Regions from separate parts of the Homo sapiens genome. Here region 2 is linked to region 1. The links are chromatin contacts, found by POLR2A ChIA-PET in ENCODE. All regions are on one chromosome and are shown on one strand. The core of a region is the stretch at or near the end of the contact, and the rest is flanking DNA. Distances in the headings are between cores, read along the strand shown.

What was found. ChIA-PET counts read pairs that join two places held with the same protein, here RNA polymerase II (POLR2A).
Region 2: POLR2A ChIA-PET joins it to region 1 with 18 read pairs in activated naive CD4-positive, alpha-beta T cell. The contact joins two enhancer-like sites. POLR2A ChIA-PET finds 5 or more read pairs at or near these places in 2 of 52 experiments (Panc1 and activated naive CD4-positive, alpha-beta T cell).

What each region holds. Positions count from the first base shown.
Region 1 is chr5:133,272,448-133,276,709 of GRCh38, reverse strand. The region is part of intron 6 of FSTL4 (follistatin like 4); the gene reads left to right. It overlaps FSTL4-AS1 (FSTL4 antisense RNA 1), which reads right to left. Exons shown (of 2, transcript XR_007058939.1): 2 at 738-969. Among named protein-coding and RNA genes, the nearest start is that of FSTL4-AS1, 18 kb to the right of the region's middle. Within about 2 kb of position 2,874, at least 2 of the 41 ENCODE cell types and tissues checked have a DNase peak (open chromatin) inside an H3K27ac peak, as active enhancers do.
Region 2 is chr5:133,481,538-133,486,124 of GRCh38, reverse strand. All of the region lies in intron 3 of FSTL4 (follistatin like 4), which reads left to right. Among named protein-coding and RNA genes, the nearest start is that of MIR1289-2, 56 kb to the right of the region's middle. RefSeq lists enhancers at 2,993-3,492, 3,493-3,994. Within about 2 kb of position 2,289, at least 2 of the 41 ENCODE cell types and tissues checked have a DNase peak (open chromatin) inside an H3K27ac peak, as active enhancers do.

The DNA of each region.
Region 1 (4,262 bases), core at 1,625-4,124:
TTGCTGGTGGAGAATATGCACAGAGTAACAAGATATTGATGCCTGGTTTTAAACATGCTCCTGTTATAAGAGTAGACACTTAACCATGGTGGGGAGTGGGGAGGGATGGCCTTTGGCCCCAAGGTACCCATTCAGGGCCAGCTTGGGACACAGTCTTGAGGGGTCATTATTATTTCCCCCACCATGGCCTTGAGACCCTGGGTGTTCCTACAGGGCCCTCCCTGCCTTTGGGTCAGGGACACTTTTCAAGAATTTGCCATAAGGCTAAGGGCTCCCTGGGCCAAGACAAAGGAATGTAGGGCAGCAGCCAGGAGGGAGGCCAGGGCGGGACAGACCTTCCGGGGCCCTGCCATCCCCAGCCTGTAGACAGCCACCTGCTCAGAGGAGCCACCTACGCGTGCCCTCCCTCTCCACTGGGGTCCAGCATCACAGGCCCCAAGCAAGCCAGGACAGCCCTGCTGGCAGCCAGCTGAAGACAGGGTTGTGAGCACCCTCTATGGCTTCCACCCTGGGGGACAAGAGATGTATTTCCCTCCTTAAGGAAGGTGCAGACCCCACTTAGAGGGGAAACATTGTGATTGCTCTCTGTTGACTTGAGTTATATTTAGTATAATGTTACTTAAATATGTACAAACATAAAACCAGGTACACGTTCCTTATGCAGGGAGCTCTCTCACAGCCATAAAGCTAAAACAAATTTATAAATGAAATAAAAGCAAACTGCAAAACCAATAAACTTCAAATTAACAACATTAATTTAATGGGACAAAGTGTTATTGTTTTCCTGAAACTAAATCAGCGCTCACGGCTGACTCTGGGGCAGGCTGCTGTTGTTCTCCAGGGTTTTCTGCTACCTTGCCGTGTGCTGCATGATGACTCAGCTCTCCCACCGCTTCTTTCTCCATTCAGACCACTTCGAAACCTTCATTCCCACAGTCTCCTTAGCTCTTTAAGCCTTGCTTTGCTCATCTGTAAAATGGAGAGGGTATTCGTATGTATTTTGTTACGAGAATTAAACCAGTTGATGCAATGCAGCCTTCTGGCTTGAGACATGTGTAGTCACACAGGGGTCCACACTCAGAAGGGGCCCATGCTTGCTTTAATGCTCTGCTGTCGACATCTTGAAATTCCTTTTTTTTTTGTTTTTTTAAGACAGAGTTTTTCTCTTGTTGCCCAGGCTAGAGTGCAGTGGCACGATCTCGGCACCCTGGAACCACCGCCTTCCGGGTTCAAGCGATTCTTCTGCCTCAGCCTCCCAAGTAGCTGGGACTACAGGCACCCGCCACCACGCCTGGCTAATTTCTGTATTTTTAATACAGACAGGGTTTCACCATGTTAGTCAGGCTGGTCTCGAACTCCTGACCTCAGATGATCTGCCTGTCTCGGCCTCCCAAAGTGCTGGGATTATAGGCATGAGCCACTGTGCCTGGCCACATTTTGAACTTCATAACAGAGTTTCCCTCCGTCACCGAGGCTGGAGTACAGTGGTGCAATCTCAGCTCATTGCAACCTCCACTTCATGGGTTCAAGTGATTCTCCTGCCTCAGCCTCCCGAATAGCTGTGATTACAAGCGTGCACCACCAAGCCCAGCTAACTTTTTTGTATTTTTAGTAGAGACAGGGTTTCACCATGTTGGCCAGGCTGGTCTCAAACTCCTAACCTCAAGTGATCCACCCGCCTCGGCCTCCCAAAGTGCTGGGATTACAGACATGAGCCACTGTGCCCAGCCTAAATTCTTATAATTTTTTAAACAAAGGGAACTGCATTTTTATATTACACAAGGCCCTGTAAATTATGTAGCAGGTCCTATGCATAGGACAAAGTCAGGTATACAGTTGGCACCCAATAACTGTTAGCAGCTATTACTGGTACCTTGTCCTGGTTACTAAGTACAGATTCTTTGTGATGTTTTCCTCTGATGACAGTTTTATCTTCCCATTATTTAATAGGGGTGGAGAGGCCACCTCATGTGTGTAATTGTATTTGACTAATTCTTGGAGTTGAGTGTGTGCTTTGGAGCGAGGACTGCTGTGTTGACGGAAGGATTAGCTTTCTGGGTCACGTGGGCGGTCTGAGCACACCACCCCACCAAAGCCCTCTCACTCGGGACCAGCCCCTAGGCTTCAGACCTGTGTCTCTTAGGCTGACATTCCAATGGGGTCAGGCAGAATACTGCTGTCTTCTTGAAACCTCTTAAATAGGTGGCCAGAGTTTAAGTAAGTTAACAGGTTATGAAGTTGAAGACACTTGAATGGATGAGAAGCTCAGACAGAGTTGCTAATTTAATTTTCCTTTTTTATTGCTGTTCTCCTAAAAAAAAAAAAAAAAGCACAGATTGCCCTTTTTCTGAGAATGAGATATTAATAAGCACAGCATTTTGCAAAAGTAGAGAAGGGCATTAAGATTTTGCAAGGTCTCTCTATTTGTCCCTCACTTCTCAAGGCTCTTCTGCTGGCCCAAATAGGACACAGGCTGAGGGGATTAACTGCTTAAAGTTCAGGAAATGGGAACCACCTTTGGCTGCTGTCACCAGACTCAAGTATTAAATAACATCCCTGCCTGCCCAGAGGACATCTCTGCAAGCAACTCCATCAGCCCCAGCCACCGCCCTGGCCATGTTGAGAGTTTGCCAAAGAAAAATGAACACTTGGGCCTCAAAGTGCAGGCATTAATATCCTAAGTGTCTCATCATGGAAGACTTTGTTCCCCAAGGAGAGTAAATCTTTCCTTGTGGGATGCAGCAGGCTAAGGACCAAGCTGACTCTCTGAGCTCAGTAATCAGGCTAGTCTCCTGCTGGAGGCACAGAAGGGAACTCCGCTGTGTGTCAGCACCTCCTGCATGCCCTGACTCATGCTTGGGGGAAGGACGGTGGAGTGAGAGGCGGATATGGACCCTCCCTGGGCAGAGCTCCCTGTTATCCCTGGAGTGGGTTACTCCTTCCGCTGCCTGCAAACGTAGGTTTCCCTTCAGCTACGCAAAGGCCTGTGAACACAGATACGTGGTCACAAGCATCTTTGCAGCTGTTTCTTTCCACCAGCCTGGGGCCTGCTGGGTTCCTGAAACCTCAGGGTAAGTCAAGCCTCAGAGGTCATCAGTAGCCAGTATCCACTGTTCTGCACCCCTTGGGAGAAGCTCGAAGAACAGGGCTGCCAACTTCTTCAGTAAGATCCCCCAGGTAACCCTGACCCCAAGTAGCTCCCTCCTCCATTAAGAGGAGCCACAGGCCCAGGTAAGCCACAGCCACAGGCCACACAGGGCCCCAGGCTGGAGGACTCTAGAGCTAAGTCTCCAACATGGCTATGTTACAAGTCCTAGGTATGTGTGGCTGCTGAGCACCTGAAATTAGGCTAGTCCAAATTGAGATGTAAGTATAAAATACACATTAGATTTTAAAGCCTTCTGTGGAAAAAGAAGGTAAATATCTCATTAACTAATTTTTACATTGATTTTATGTTAAAAGAGTAGTTTAGATATTATTAAATTACTATCAGCTGTTTCTTCTTTTTACTTGGCTACAAGAAATGTAAATCAGATATGTGGCTTGCATTGCCATACCATTGGACAGCACTTCCCTGGAGAGAACAGAGGAAATATCACAAGAGTCAACCAGGAAGGTCAGAACTGTGACAAGGGACTAACCTCTCCCTATGCCCAGCGCTGGCCCCCAGCACATGCAACTCTGGCCCTTGATGGCCCAATCCGTCCTGCTCCTGCAGGGGATGGCAAACCCTGGCAAGAAGCTCCCAGAAGGGGAACTGAAGGGCTGTTCTATGACAAATATTATCAGCATCAGAAAGTCAAACTGGGTTTCAGGGGCCACCTGAGAATTACAAGTCCTAACAGATGGCCCAAGTTTTCATCTTCTCTTCTGAGTTTTAGTACAAAATCCAGAGAAACAGTTATAGATCTGTTGCCACATCAATGCCTACAAACATTCACCACTCGCGATGCTGCCTTTAGTGCTAATGCAGCGCACTCATTTACAGACTAATAAAATCGGAAGAGTTATTATTCCTTTAAAATGCAGACATATCTGGGGTATCCACTTAATGACGCATATGGAATAAATTACTTTTGGATGACACTTTTTAATTGAACTGAACTAACAGCTTAGTAATATGTTGCAATAAGAAGAATATTAGGATGATTAAAAGATCTAAAAACTCTTGCGAAATTAAATGATTAAACATAATGCTGAGTAAATGAACAAGCCCGTGTATATTAATCAGTTGTGGGCCTCCAGAAGCCGTCGTGTAACTA
Region 2 (4,587 bases), core at 1,040-3,539, 210 kb before region 1:
TTGCTTATTCTCCTCCATGAGCCCGTGTTTTTACCGATGGTCGCATGAAGGCCACATGTTCATGAGTGTGAGCCATTCTCACCGTGAGTGCCATTCCCCCAGGAGCTGGGCCTTTGTACTTCCTGCTCCCTTGGGAATATGCCCATTTACCAATGGGAAGACAGGCTCCATAGTCCCGAACTGGAGAAAATTGGGATTTGCCACTTGAAGGAGAGTTTGTTTTCTGGAAGAAGCCCACTGTGACAAGTAATGTGTCAGATAACTGTGGATCAGGAACAAAACATGTCCATGTACAGTGGGTAAGATGCTCCCAGGCACTCGAGGCAAACCTCAGCAACTCAGCCCTGGTCCTGTACAGTATTTGACTCTTTAGCCAGCAGCTGGGCTGAGTTTTCCAGGGCCAGAGTGCTTGCCGAGGACCCGAACGTTGCTGCAGCCTGAAGGAGTGCCTCCTGCCTGCCCTGCCAGCCCACTTAGGACCGCAGCTTGTTTGCAGCTGCAATGGCTCCTGCTATTTGCATATTTGCTTGGAATGTGCTGATTATAAATCATTTACCTCTCTTAAAGTGGGTTTAAAGGACCTCTGCTGAGCAGCAAGTCCTGGCCATGCTTCCTTAGCCTAATTTGAGTTGCTGCATGTACTGAAATTAAATTACTTTTCACTTTCAATGTTCCCAAATTCAGCTGTTGCCAACACAGGCTGGCTGTCCTCCCAATTAGCCTGAACCAGCAAGGTCTGCCTGCATGGGAAGCTGCGCCATTACCTGCCCATAAAGGGTTCCCTCCTGCTTTCTCTGTGAGTCTCCAGGCAGATATTCTTCAGCATCTGCTCCCAAGAGCTGGCTGTGAATGTGAACTCTGCCTCCTTGGTTGTTCAGAAGCACATGCTTAAGAGAACAAATTTTCCTACAGCAGCGGCTGCTGAAGTGTCCTCTTTGTGGCCATTGAAAGAAACTCTTAGAATGTCTCATGAAATTATTTTCTGGACAGAGAAATGGCACTACCTGGGGCAGACACATTTCATTTTTAAACCAAAATTTATGGTTACTGTCAAGGGTAATATTAATGTTTTAAAATCCTTGACAAAGAAAAAGGAGAAGAGCTAGAAAGTTCTTTGGCTGAAGTTACCCTTCAAACCATGCCTGAATTGAGCTTGATTCTGAACTGCATGGCACCTTTCCCTGCAGCAATAATAAGAACTGTTACCTAATAAATACAAGGTGCTTACATTTAGAAAGCTCTGAGCTGTCACATTCACGATCTCAACTAATTCTATGACACCTATGCAAAGTAAGAAGGAAGGAATCCCCATTTTACAGAAGGGGAATATGAAGCCCTCACACTGACATCGGTTGCAGAAGTGTGGCTACATTTCAAGTGTCCTGACCCTGACCGCTGACACTAGGCTCTTTTCACTGTGTTATGTTGTTACTTAAGAGACGATAGAGACCATGTTGCTGAGCAGCGTGTAGAAAGGGCTTCCACCAAGTGCAGATACAGCAGTGGAGGTCTAGAAAGCAGGAGAAATTCTCTTTATGTTTTGGCAAAGGCAGGATGAGAATTCTAAGATGACCTGTTTTAAACCTTATAGAATAGCATATTTCTCTTTGACACATGATGATTCTTGTAAATGTAAGAGAATAAAGCTTTTCTCTCATGTGGGCTAGTAGATATCTTCTATTCTTCCTTCCTCCTGGGCTACTGAAGAAAACCGAGATTTCTTAAATCTTGGTTTAAGAAAACCGAGTGAAGAAAAACTCTATTTCTTAAAAAGTTTTATTTTTATAAGTAGCCTCTCCCAGTGTCATCGTCAAAGTTCTGTGTGAGAAGCCTTTCAATGAAATGCTGCTTAAAGCTTTTTTCTTCCTCCATTTCAATGTTCTGCAAAGAGAGGGCTCAGAGATGATGATGGTGCCACTTGTGCAGGGCCTTCCGTTTGCTTCAGGAGTCCATGCCTGGGAGAGGAGGACATTGCCCAATTTGCTGTACAGCAGAGAAGGTGCCACACCCAGGGAGAGAGAATCTATATGGACCTCCTACTTAGGCAGAGGTGTATGTGGAGGAAGGTAGAAGGAAGTGAAAGGCAGCCAGGTGGCTGGAGCCAGGATGAGGAGAGCTGGAGATTTGAGGTGGGGGTAGGGAGAGAAGAGTCCAGAGAAAGACAGCAGGAGTGGACATTCTCGCTTGGAGGCCTGGCAGGCTGCAGGGAGGAGCCACAGACAGGAAAGCCTTTATAGCCAGCACCTCTGTAGTGCAGAATGCTGGGCAAGGCCTTGCCCTGGGTGAGAGCCAAGGAGGCAGCCTGGGAGCTGTATAACAGAACTGGCAGCAGGAAAGGATTTTATTTCCTGCTGAGCATGTTCTGCCCCTACCCAGAGGCCCCTACCTGCCCTGGAGACCTACTGATGTCTCCCACTACCATGTCCCGCCTGTGCCTTACTGAAACACAAAGACTTATCATGAGAAGCTCCGAAGCACCAAAAGGAAAAGGCTGGATCATGACCTGGCCTTGGCCTCCAGGCTAAATAATGAGGCAACTCTGAAGCCAGTGTCAGAGGGTAAACTGTGATGAAAGAATAGATGATAACTAGCCCATCCACGGGGGACTGGAGTGCGCTTAAATGGTCAGGCTTTAAAGAGGGTCCAGTCAGAGCCCCAGCCAGCTTATCCTAGCCCTTTTATTGGGATGGGTGCTAGGAATGGGCTTCTGCAGTCCACACACATGTAGGGGCATGTACACTTGCATCCCTGAACAAGGCCGGCCTTCTGTCACATGCCCTTTGCTGGGCATTTGTGCTATCTCTGTATTAGTTCATTTTCTTATTGCTATGAAGAAATACCCAAGACTGGGCAATTTACAAAGAAAAAGAGATTTAATGGACTCTTAGTTCCACATGGCTGGGGAGGGCTCACAGTCATGGTGGGAGGTGAAGGAGGAGCAAAGGCACATCTTACATGGTGGCAGGCAAGAGTTTGTGCAGGGGAACTGCCCTTTATAAAACCATCAGATCTCATATAAGTCTTATTCACTATCATGAGAACAGCATGGGAAAAACCTGCCCCCATGATTCAGTTACCTCCCACTGGGTCCCTCCCACGACACATAGGATGATGGTAGCTACAATTCAAGATGAGATTTGGGTGGGGACACAGCCAAACCATATCATTCTCCATAGGTGGCTTTGGTCCATGACAGCCTGCAAGTTCCTTTTCAATGCTCAGGCCTGGCTCTTTGGCCCAGGGTAGTCTGGATTATCAGCAAGGGGCCCAGGAGTCATCATTCCCAGGAAATGCAGAGCTTCCCTGTAGGCTTGCTCTGAAGTTCCCTCCTGCCAATTTGTACAGCTGAGGGATCTCAGAGCCCCTGCCCTCCCTGGGAGGCCTTGGGATCCCCACTCTCGTGCATACCAACACCTTCTCCTTACCTGCACACCCTGCAAGCCATGTGCTGTGGTGAGACAGCCCCTGCCACCTGCTCACTCTCACCATAGCTGGGGCCCCTGGCGTCTGTTTCTGCTGTGGAGCTGTGAGGCTGTGCTGTGGGTGGCCTGGCTAGTTCTCTGGCAGGGAGAAGTGCACCATGGGCAAGGTGAGGGGTCAGCCTCTGTAAGCCCTACAGCATTCTCTGGAAGCAGTCCATTTCTGTGAACTCTTGAGGGCCTGCAACAACCATGGCTGAGCCCAGACTAACCTCTGGGCAGCCCCTACCCTTGCCAGTTATGTTTCATGGGAGCCTGATTATTTTTAACAGATTCTCCTATTGTTTCAGTTGCTTGTAGTAAATGTTGCTCTGCAGCATTGATGCTAGGGTAGTGCCAGCCAGAAACCTGTGCAATGCTCAGATCTGGCTCTTTGGCCCAGGATAGTCTGGATTATCAGACTGGGTTTATTTTTCTTGGCATTGCAGTCTGGCTTCCTGATTATCTTTCAAACACACATTTGCATGGCATTTCCTTCCATACTGAGCAGATTCCATCAACAGTCTTGGGATTCCACTTTTCCTTTGCAATATGGACGTTTTTGCATCAGTTTGCATTAGCTGTTAGTGAAACTGGCACTGCATCTGCAGGCAGACATCGCCAGACCGCAGCACAGTTCATCTTCAGATGTTTTCCTTTTCCATGTTGGTGGCAGCTTCCTTTGCTCCTTCCCTCCTTCTCAAGATAAATTCCCCAAAGCTTGGACCCAGCACTTTCTGCCTATTCTCATGGTTTTTGTTGGGGTATGAATGCCTTAGATGGCACAGAGAGGCATTGGAGATTTACAGCCCTTTTTATTATGACTGCACTTGAGCTGCTGTCCCAGCAGCAGACCTCTTCCTTTTGATGACAGGTCAATTGGTCAATTCCGGGTTGCTCTGTTGGCTTCTTCATCAGACTGTAAGCTCCATGTAGGTAGGGTCTATGTCTGACTTGTTCACCCTTGTGAACCCAGACAGTGGTCCAGAGCCTGGCACATAGTGAGCACTCAATAAACATTTATTGAATGTACAAATAAATAGAATGTTCTTTCAAGCTGAGCAGCTGACTACCTGTGATGAGTTCCCTTAAAAAAGCTTAATAGCTTTTTTTTTTTTTTTTTTTTTGA